2 separate regions of the Homo sapiens genome follow, and region 2 is linked to region 1. A link is an interaction called in ENCODE POLR2A ChIA-PET data of the cell type or tissue named here. Cell type or tissue: PC-9. All regions are shown on one strand. Links, peaks and the distances in the headings refer to the core of each region. The heading gives the core; the rest is flanking DNA. Region 1 overlaps SNAP23 (synaptosome associated protein 23). Region 2 overlaps HAUS2 (HAUS augmin like complex subunit 2).

Evidence for each region. ChIA-PET counts read pairs that join two places held together with the same protein. Peaks named below come from ENCODE experiments on the same cell type or tissue, not always from the same donor. Only the 100,000 strongest peaks of a DNase experiment are listed, where the experiment ranks them.
Region 2: POLR2A ChIA-PET joins it to region 1 with 11 read pairs; 7 of 35 experiments call an interaction of 5 or more read pairs at or near these places.

Annotation. Positions count from the first base shown.
Region 1 is chr15:42,507,860-42,513,242 of GRCh38, forward strand. It overlaps SNAP23 (synaptosome associated protein 23), which reads left to right. Exons shown (of 8, transcript NM_003825.4): 2 at 3,974-4,044; 3 at 5,096-5,137. The coding sequence starts at 3,988. Among named protein-coding and RNA genes, the nearest start is that of SNAP23, 15 kb to the left of the region's middle. In PC-9, for the core only: no CTCF peak of the experiment used is centred there; a DNase peak (open chromatin) is centred at 3,252.
Region 2 is chr15:42,559,981-42,565,363 of GRCh38, forward strand. It overlaps HAUS2 (HAUS augmin like complex subunit 2), which reads left to right. Exons shown (of 6, transcript NM_018097.3): 4 at 1,290-1,422; 5 at 3,769-3,877. Among named protein-coding and RNA genes, the nearest start is that of STARD9, 13 kb to the right of the region's middle. In PC-9, for the core only: no CTCF peak of the experiment used is centred there; no DNase peak of the experiment used is centred there.

The DNA.
Region 1 (5,383 bases), core at 317-5,316:
TTGAACTGCGTGGGTCCACTTATAGGTAAATTTTTTTTTCAGTAAATACAATCAGCCCTCCGTATCAGCAGGTTCCACATCTATAACCAAATGCAGATAGAAAATATGGTATTCAGCCAGGTACGGTAGCTCATCCCTGTAATTCCAGAACTTTGGGAGGCTGAGGTGGGAGGATTGCTTGACCCCAAAAGTTTCAGAAGTTTGAGACCAGCCTGGATAACATAGTGAGACCCTGTCTCTATAAAACAGCTTAAAAATTAGCCGGGCATGATGCATGCACCTGTAGTCCCAGCTATTCAGGGGGCTAAATGGGAGGATTGCTTGAGCCTGGGAGGGCAAGGCTGTAGTGAACCTGATTGCACCACCGCTCTCCAACCTGGATGACAGAGTGAAGCCTTGCCTCAAAAAAAAAAAAAAAGAAAGAAAGAAAGAAAAGAAAATACGGTATTCATACATGCAAAACTCCCGTCTACAGAGGGCGGACTTTTATATCTGCAGGTTCCTCAGGGCCAATTGGTATCCACAGGCAGTACTGAATCCAACCCTCTGAGCGACAGCCACACTAAACTTGTGCTCAAAACCCTCAAGAACACAGAGTAATCTTAGGCAGCTGCATCCTGGCGTTAGCATGCCAAACTTGGGAGTAGATATCTGTTACTTGTCTTGCGTGTTGTCTGGTCAGGGAAGAAAAAAATATTAAGCAGAACTTCGAGTTCACATGGAAAGGATGTGTCCTTCAGAATGACCTCATTGCGATGTCAGGGGTGATTCCTCACGTTATCCATCTCCCAGTTATATCTGCTTTCTTTTTTCTTTTAAAGAAGGCAGCACAGAGGTCAGGAGTGCATTCACTCCTAACTCTGGAGTTTTGCTTTTTTTTTCCTAGGAAGCTAGCAAAGACTGACTTGTAATTGGCAATAATCACCTCTAGGAATAGAATTACAAAATTACATAATTTGTGATATTTGGGCTTCCTTACCCCAGAATGTCTCCCGACCCACAGGATACTATATCTGAAAACCTCACTAAGGGTGCCTTTTCCAGGCACTAATGGATTAGTGTATATTATTTTTCATATTTTCTTCTCTGTCGGGCATTGAGGAGTTACACATGACAGGAATAGATAACTTCAGAGCATTACTGCCTGGGGAGGGCAGGCTTTGGAGAGGTATCTCGGTTGGGGCTTTAGGAAGTGATGGAAAAGCATGAGGCTACCTGGGCAGATGTGGGGTATTATAGAAAGGAAAGGTGTGCAAAAGTGTGGAGGTGAGAGGGTACAAAAAATAATCTCCATTTACTTTTTGTAGTTGCAAATAGGAAAGAGTGACAAAAGAGGAACAGTAGCATGGACATGTGTATGTATGATAAAGCTTAAGACTCAAACAATTAGCAAATTAATAAAATACCTGGTTCCTTTTATGCTTGTATCTAATGAATGATATCTTTATATCTTGATTATATCTTAGTGTGGAAACTTTTTGCCTGAAGCACAGTCTATGGCAAGCAAGATAGAAACTTAAATTTGGAACTTAAAATGCTTTTTTTCATGAGCACTAATGGCTTTAATCAAGGCTCAAAATCTTTTTTTTTTTTTTTTTGAGATGGAGTCTCGCTCTGTCACCCAGGCTGGAGTGCAGTGGCACAGTCTTGGCTCACTGCAACCTCTGCCTCCCAGGTTCAAGCAATTCTCCTGCCTCAGCCTCCCGAGTAGCTGGGATTACAGGCGCTCACCACCACTCCCGGCTAATTTTTGTATTTTTAGTAGAAACGGGGTTTCACCATGTCGATCAAGCTGGCCTCGATCTCCTAACCCCGTGATCCATCCGCCTCGGCCTCCCAAAGTATTGGGATTACAGGCGTGAGCCACTGCGCCTGGCCCTCAAAATCTTAAACCATAAAACAGCTATGACAGTAGAATTATAAACAAGGCCAGGCACGGTGGCTCAGGCCTGCAATCTGGGCACTTTGGGAGGCTGAGGTGGATAGATCACCTGAGGTCTGGAGTTCGAGATCAGCCTGGCCAACATGGTGAAACCCCATCTCTACTAAAAATACAGAAATTAGTGGGGCGTGGTGGTGCATGCCTGTAATCCCAGCTCCTTGGGAGGCTGAGGCAGGAGAATTGCTTGAACCCAGGAGGCAGAAGGTGCAGTGAGTCAGGGTTACACCACTGCACTCCAGCCTGGGCAACAGAGTGAGACTCCATCTCAAAAAAATAAAAAAAATAACATGATAGTAGTGGTTCAATTAAAAACAACTGAAAAGATTTAAATTTTTTTGTTTGTTTGTTTTTTGAGATAGGGTCTTGCTCTGTCACCCAGGCTGGAGTGCAGTGCCATGATCTTGACTTACTTCAGCCTCAACCTCCTGGACTCAAGCAATCCGCCCACCCCAACCTCCCCGGTAGCTGGGACTACAGGTGTGCGCCACCATGCCTGGCTAATTTTTGTATATTTGGTAGAGATGGGGTTTTGCCATGTTGCCCAGGCTGAACTCCAACTCCTGAGCTCAAGCCATCCACTCACCTCAGCCTCCCAAAGTGCTAGGATTCCAGTCATGAGCTACCACACCCAGCCAAAAATGACTGAAAAGATTTATATGTGATCATATCATACACTTGCAATAGCAGTTTTTGGTTTGTGGCTCTAGTGATTCTTTGCGAGCTTTGTGCTACTGTTACATGCAGCTTTGTTTCTAAGAGCCATGTAAATACTTTGAGAGTACACCCTGTTTTTCTACTTATTTGTTCATTCAGCTATTTTTGGAGTATCTACCATCAGATCCTATTAGGTGTTAGAGATACAAAGATAAAATCTCTGCCTTCCAAGAATTCAGTCCAGTACATTCTTGGGGAATTAAGTTTTCTGCTTATCAAAGAGTATATCCATGGCAAGGTTTCTCACCTCAAATTGACATTTTGGGTCAGATTATTCTTTGCTGGAGGGCTTTCCTGAAGAGTGTTGTAGGATGTTAAGCAGTTTCCCTGCCTCTACCTACTAGATGCCATTAACCAGCCCCATCACCTGGCCCAAGTTGTGACAATCAAGCAACTCCAGACATTGCCAGATTCCTGGGGTCAAATCTGTAATAAGAACCAGAGTTTATCTGTGTCATTGACCGTGAGTTTTGATAAATGAGTTTTGAGAAAATTCATACAAAGCTAGCAAATGTAACAAAGAACCTAGATCCGTTGCACAATGCTTGTTATTACTCCACATGACTTCTCAAAGAGGAATTAGATAACAGCCGTGCTGAGTAACACCTACGAAATGTTTTATTTTTTAGCTTGGATGTCTATGAGATCTCCTTCTGAGTTACTGTGTATAGGAGAATAATTGTTTGGTTTCTTAGGGACTCCAGTAAAACAACAAAACAATATAAGCCACTGGAGGGGAAGAGTCTAATGCATAATAAAAACCTTAGTCTTTTCCGAGCTGTTTGTACCAGCATTTCCCTTTTCTTGTTAAGAGTGAAAGTATTTTCTCCAGTGAGTGTCCTGGACAACTGGCATATTTAGAAATGTTTCCTGTGTTCTTCAGGCACATAACTTCAAATTTTGTTACTTTACTAAATTGGACTTTTCTTCACCTACTGCTTTTCCATGTTCAGACAACACATGAAGAACATTGAACAACCAAAAATTCACTTTAATAGTCTTTTAATGCTTGTCTTCCAGTAATGCCTTGCTTCTCTAAGTAGAGGATCCACTTTCCTGTTGGAAAGAGTACTTCCCTAGAAGTCCTAAAACCTGTATTTTAGGTTCACCCTTGGCACTCTTATTAAACATTCATTTAGCCTCTCTCGGTCTTGATTTCTTTACTTGTGGTAGACTAATAGATATAGAAAGAGGTTCTTTTATCCTGTTTTCCTGATAAGTTCCTAAATTCCATAAATCTACACTTTTTGCTCACACAAACTTTTATATATCCTTATTCTTATACAATATCCACATTTCCATTTCTGTGCCTAATAGAGTTTTGATTCATCATGGATAATCTGTCATCAGAAGAAATTCAACAGAGAGCTCACCAGATTACTGATGAGGTAAATGTTTTACCTAAAATAAGTAAATAATTCTATTTCAGTTTTCATATTGGAGGAGTGAGAGAGCCTTCTTAGGGACATTTTGGCCTCTTCCTAGTCCATTAATATCAAAGAACACATTTGCTCCTTAGTGCCATTGCTGGTTTTTATTTTCTTTTTAACTCACCAGAAAACTAAAGTGAAAACAATTTGTATGATTTTTATTTTTTAGGTAATTATTAATATTACTTAAGTGTAACAAAGATACTCTACTATGTATTTGAGAAATGCTAGACTTCTATTTAACAATTTCCTAATATCTGTAATTTACTTAGATTTCTACCTACATTAAATTTTTATTCCCATGAACTTCACCATCCAAATATTCTCTTTTTTAAAAAAACTTTTTCTTTCAACATCACACTGGAAGTCCTTACACATTTTCTCTTAAGGAGCGCCTGAAAATAACTAAAAATGTAGTGATCAACTTACTTTTTTTTTTTTTTTTTTTTTTGAGACGGAGTCTCACTCTATTGCCCAGGCTGGAGTATAGTGATGCGATCTCGGCTTATTGCAACCTCTGCCTCCTGTGTTCAAGCGATTCTCCTGCCTCAGCCTCCTGAGTAGCTGGGATTATAGGTGTGTGCCACCACGCCCAGCTAATTTTTGTATTTTTAGTAGAGATGGGGTTTCACCTTGTTGGGCAGGCTGGTCTCAAACTTCTGACCTCGTGATCCGCCCACCTCAGCCTCCCAAAGTGCTGGGATTATAGGCTTGAACCACCACACCCGGCCATTGTTTTGTTTTAAAGGGAAGGATAGGCTGGCAATTCTTTTTGTTTTTTCCTTTAATGGAAACAGTCTCACTATGTTGTCTGGGCTGGTCTTGAGCTCCGGTACTCAAGAAATCCTCCTGCCTCGGCCTCCCAAAGTGCTGGGATTATAGGCATGAGCCACTGTGCCCGGCCTGAGCTGGCAATTTTTAAAGATAGAATAGCATCATGAATTTGGCCTGTGATCAGATTTTTTTTTCTACATATTTTGGAATGCTAAAATTCTGTGTTCTTTCCTAGTCTCTGGAAAGTACGAGGAGAATCCTGGGTTTAGCCATTGAGGTAAGAAAATGTTAGTCATCAACTTAAGTATAGAAATTTATAGGAGCGATCCTAATACTTCTGGCTGGAATTAGTATTAAAGGGTAATGTATCAATATGCTTTATTATTTGAAATTAACAGTTGCTGAAATGTCAAACCATGCACTAATGGGAATTTTCTGTTTTTCCCTTTAACAGTATTGGAATATGACAGGGAAGATGAATTCACTATGAGTTTGTGACTTAATTATTTTGGGGGCTGCTATG
Region 2 (5,383 bases), core at 269-5,268, 52 kb after region 1:
CTATCTCTACAAAAAAAATACAAAAACTAGCCAGCATTGTAGCATGTACCTGTAGTGCCAGTTACATGAAAGGCTGAGGCAGAAGGATTGTTTGAGCCTGGGAGGTCGAGGCTGCAATGAGTTGTGATCGTAGCACTCCACTCCAGCCTGGGTGACAGAGTGAGACCCTGTCTCAAAAATTAAAATTCTTTTTGCTGTAAAGGACATTATTGGGATACTTAGTGATGTTTAAATATGGACTGTATTAAATATTGGTAGTATTGTATTAATGTTATTTTTTGAATTTGATAATGTGCTGTAGTTATATAGGAGAATGTTCCTCTTCTTGGGAAATACATGCTAACGTTTTACAGGTAAAAAATATCATGCTGTCTGCAGCTTACTCTAAAGTGGATCAGCAAAAATTAGAGAGAGAGAGAGAGAGAGAGAGAAGAGAGAGAAAGAAGATAAAAAGAAAATGTAGCCAAATGTTAATAATCGGTGAATAAGTAAAATGTATGTGTGAGTTCACCAAGCTTTTTTTGAAACTTTTCTGCAAATCTGAATTTTTCCAAAGAAGAATTTTAAAGAAAGGTCAATTGGCAGCCATTAACTGAATGGGGAAAATAATGAGATAATCAGAAATAGCTTGTAGGATGACTTTTTTTTTTTTTTTTAAGAGTGTGTCACTCTGTAACCCAGGCTGAAGTACAGGTCGCTGTAACTTCAACACGTGGTTTCAACTGATTCTCTCAAGTAGCTAGGACTACTGGCATGTGCCACCATGCCCAGCTAATTTTTGTTTTTTCAATTTTTTTGTAGAGATGAAGTCTTGCTATGTTGCCCAGGCTGGTCTCGAACTCATGGCCTCAATTCTCCCGTTTCAGTCTCCCAAAACACTGCGATTACAGGTATGAGCTAGAGCACCAGCTAAGGTGACTCTTTTTCGATGGTCTTTTATAGACTATTAGAGTCAGGGATAGGAAAAAAGACTTTGTGTTAAGAATATAGCTCTGGCTATAAGAACTGAATAAGAAGTAGAGATGAGAAACACAGAGAAAGAATTTAGCACTAGATTTGGTTATCACTAGGAAAAGAGATAATAGAAATATATTAGATATACAAAAACCGACTAAGAGAAAGTTGTTGAAAATGAAATTGGTATTGGTATTAAAGACAGCAAAAAGGAGACAGGAGGGTAATGATAGGATGAATTTTTGACATGGGTAGTGTCAAACCAAGGCAAAGAAGAAATTATTCTGTTATTTGTCCTATTGCTAACTATAATTACTGTTTTTTAATTTGTATAGCTCAGAAGTGTCATACTCTGCAAAGCATGAATAATCATTTGGAAGCAGTGCTGAAAGAGAAGAGATCCCTTAGGCAAAGACTGTTGAAACCCATGTGCCAGGAAAACTTACCTATTGAAGCTGTTTATCACAGGTTAGACTGAAAAGTAGAAATTAACAGTTACACCTGTTTTCTGAGTTTACTTTTTGTTTTGCAGTTACTTTGTAGCAGAATTCATAAAACAATTAGTGATTGTATTTGTTAACATTATTAATGGTGATATATTAAATCAGAAAGAAAATCTTTGCTTTTAAACCATTATACCTATGGCAAAAAGGAAGAACTTGGCCATCGTGTTTTGGGAATTATAAATTATGAGTTTAATGAAAGAAATTAGATCCATAACATGTAACAATAAAAACTGTTTGTATGTGAAGTAAATTCATTGTTGTAAAGTACATTCATTGTTGAGTTAATGTTGCCTATATGTAAAAATTCTATTGGCGGGGTTTAACTGGGGCAGATGAAAACACTATCAACTAAGGGAGGAAAAAACCTGGATTCTGTTCTCATCTCTACTGTTTATATGCCTCAAAGCCTTGAGCAAATGATTTACATTTTTGCCTTAGTTTCCCAATAAATAGAATAGAGATGAGTTCTATTGCCCTCTTCCTCACAGAGTATTACAAGTATCAAATTGAAGATGTAGATTATGACTAATGATAAATACTAGCCTGGACAACATGGCAAAACCCTGTTTCTACAAAAAAAAAAAATATAAAAATTAGCAACACATGATGGAACACACCTGTATTCCTGAGCTGGGAGGGTGACCTGAGCCCAGGAGGTCAAGTCTGCAGTGAGCTGTGATTGCACTAGCCTGGGTGACAGAGTGAGACCCTGTCTCAAATAAATACGAAGCAAGCATCTGGGGATCTCATTGCTAACTTTCTCCGCCAGTGCCTCACTAGCTTAAGCAAATCAGTATCTTAAGTGTCAGATTTTTTATTTTGTAGGAAAATAATAGATATACAAAAACTTATTCTTCCAAAAAAACAAAACAAGGCTGGGCACAGTGGCTCATGCCTGTAATCCCAACACTTTGGGAGGCCGAGGTGGCTGATCACTTGAGGCCAGGAGTTCAAGACCAGCCTGGCCAACATGGTGAAACCCCATCTCTACCAAAACATACGAAATATGCTGGGCATGGTGGCACATGCCTGTAATACCAGCTACTGGTGAGGCTGAGGCAGGAAAATCACTTGAACCCAGGAGGCAGAGGTTGCAATGACCTGAGATTGTGCCACTGCACTCCAGCCTGGGCAACAGGGTGAGACTCTGTCTCAAAACAGAAAACAAAACCCCTTTCTTGTGGCTATATTCAGTATCTGTTTAGTACATTATCATTACCCTTAATGTATATATTGTACTACATCTAAGAACTAGGCAATGATTTGAAAGCATTTTTGCAAGTGCAGAGATTCAAAGTAGCTTTCTATGTAGGCTATTTCAGTTAAGTACATTTATCCTTATTGTCTTCATTCTTCACAGAGAATGAGTAAGTTGAAATGGAATGAGGCCAGGCGTCATGGCTCACGCCTGTAATCCCGGTAATTTGGGAGGCCAAGATGGGTTGATCACTTGAGGCCAGCTGGGAGTTTGAGACCAGCTTGGCCAACATGACAAAACCCTGTGTCTACTAAAAATACAAAAATTAACTGAATATAGTGGTGCACGCCTGTGATCTCAGCTACTCAGGAGGCTGAGGCACAAGAATCACTTGAACCCAGGAGGCAGAGATTACAGTGAGCCGAGATTGTGCCACTGCACTCCAGCCTGGGCAACAGAGTCAGACTCTGTCTCAAAAAAAAAAAAAAAGAAATGGGGCTGGGCAAGGTGGCTCATGCCTGTAATCCCAGCACTTTGGGAGGCCAAGGCTGGTGGATCACAAGGTCAGGAGATCGAGACCATCCTGGCCAACATAATGAACCCCTTCTGCTAAAAATACAAAAATTAGCCAGGCGTGGTGGTGGGCGCCTGTAATCCCAGCTACTTGGGAGGCTGAGGCAAGAGAATTGCTTGAACCCAGGAGGCAGAGGTTTCAGTGAGCCGAGATTGCACCACTGTGCTCCAGCCTGGTGACATAGCAAGACTCCATCTCAAAAAAAAAAAAAAAAAAAGAAAAGAAAATGGAATGGGGTTTTTTTATCTAGGGAGAAAATGATTAACATTGAGGTTTCTCTAACATTAAGTTGGATTCCAGATAGGATTACTGTTGTCTCTTTCCATTTTTTTATTTGGATGACAAGTTGCTTAAAGTGAAAGAGAAGGACCTTTTTTTAATCACTAATATTTCTATGAATGCAGGAAGGTTGTTATTGGCTCTCTAGGTTGATTGTAATTCTTATCTCAAATTAAAAGTCCTGATTAAAGGAGAAGAAAAGGAACGTAAAACAATTAAACTTTAAAAAATGGTTGACTTTTTTCTTTCTCTTTCAGATATATGGTACATTTGCTGGAGTTGGCTGTGACTTTCATTGAGAGATTAGAAACCCACCTTGAAACAATTAGAAATATTCCTCATTTAGCTGCAAATCTAAAGAAAATGGTGAGTATTAATATAGCAATCTTCAGTTATTTTTTACTAGAAACTTAGAGGTGTGCTCTCCCAGTTTAGCTTTTTAATAGCTAATATTACGAGCTAGTTAATTTTTAAATCAAGAAGTATTTTCTTGGCCTGGCATGGTAGTTCACACCTGTAATCCCTGCACTTTGGGAGGCCACAACGGGTGGATCACTTGAGGTCAGGAGTTGGAGACCAGCCTGGCCAACATGGTGAAACTCCATCTCTACTGAAAATACAAAAATTAGCTGGGCATGGTGGTGCGTGCCTGTAATTCCAGCTACCCGGGAGGCTGAGGCAGGAGAACTGCTTGAACCTGGGAGGCAGAAGTTGCAGTGAGCTGAGATCGTGCCAGTGCACTCCATCCTGGGCGACAGCAAGACTCCATCTCCCATTAAAAAAAAAAAAAAAAAAGAAGAAGAAGTGTTTATTTATTTAGACCTTGGATTTAACATTTTCTTTTTTATATAATTTTTATTTAGAAGCCATTTTAAATTATTTTATTCCAACATTTAATAAACATGTGTTGGCTTCATTGTGCCGTGGCTATGCTACATGTATTGTGAAAGATAGATATGACCAATCCCTGCCTTCAAATTCTCAACGTTTGGTGAGACAGCTGTAAAATATACATTTTCTACTTATAGGATTATATTTGCATAATAAATGCAGCAAAGAATTACAAAGAGATGCCATCTATTGAGCATAGAAAAGGGAGGAATTACTTCCAGTTTAGGAGGATTCTGAGTAGGATAGGGATAGGAAGACTTCAATAAAGTTTTTGTTTTGTTTTTTAAATAGAGACGAGTTCTCACTATGTTACCTAGGCTGGTTTCGAACTCCTAAGCTCAAGTGAGGCACCCGCCTCGGCCTCTTAAAGTGCTGAGATCACAGGCATGAGCCACCATGTCCAGCTTTGCAATAAAGATTTATTTAGGTGTTAGCAGTAAGCTGAATCTTTATTTATTTATTTATTTTCTGATATGGAGTTTCACTCTTGTTGCCCAGGCTGGAGTGCAATGGCACAATCTCGGCTCAGTGCAACCTCCGCCTCTTGGGTTCAAGCGATTCTCCTGCCTCAGCCTCCCAAGTAGCTGGGATTACAGGTGCCCACCACCACACCTGGCTAATAGTTTGTATTTTTAGTAGAGACGGGGTTTTGCCATGTTGGCCAGGCTGGTCTCCAACTCCTGACCTCAGGTGATCCACCTGCCTCAGCCTCCCAAAGTGTTGGGATTAAAGGCCTGAGCCACCGCACTTGCCAAAGTAAGCTGAATCTTAAGGAATAAGTGAAATTCGGACATGCATCAGAAAGAATAGTTTGGCCAAAAGGAGCAATGTGAGGAAAGACATAAAAGTCAAAGAACCCAGAGAGTATGGGGGAAAAGTGATACTCCACTTTGGCTGATGCGTAAAGGTATTGAGGAGATTAGCTCAGGGTTAGTTTATGCAGTGCCTTAAAAACCAGACTAATAACCTTAGACTTTACTG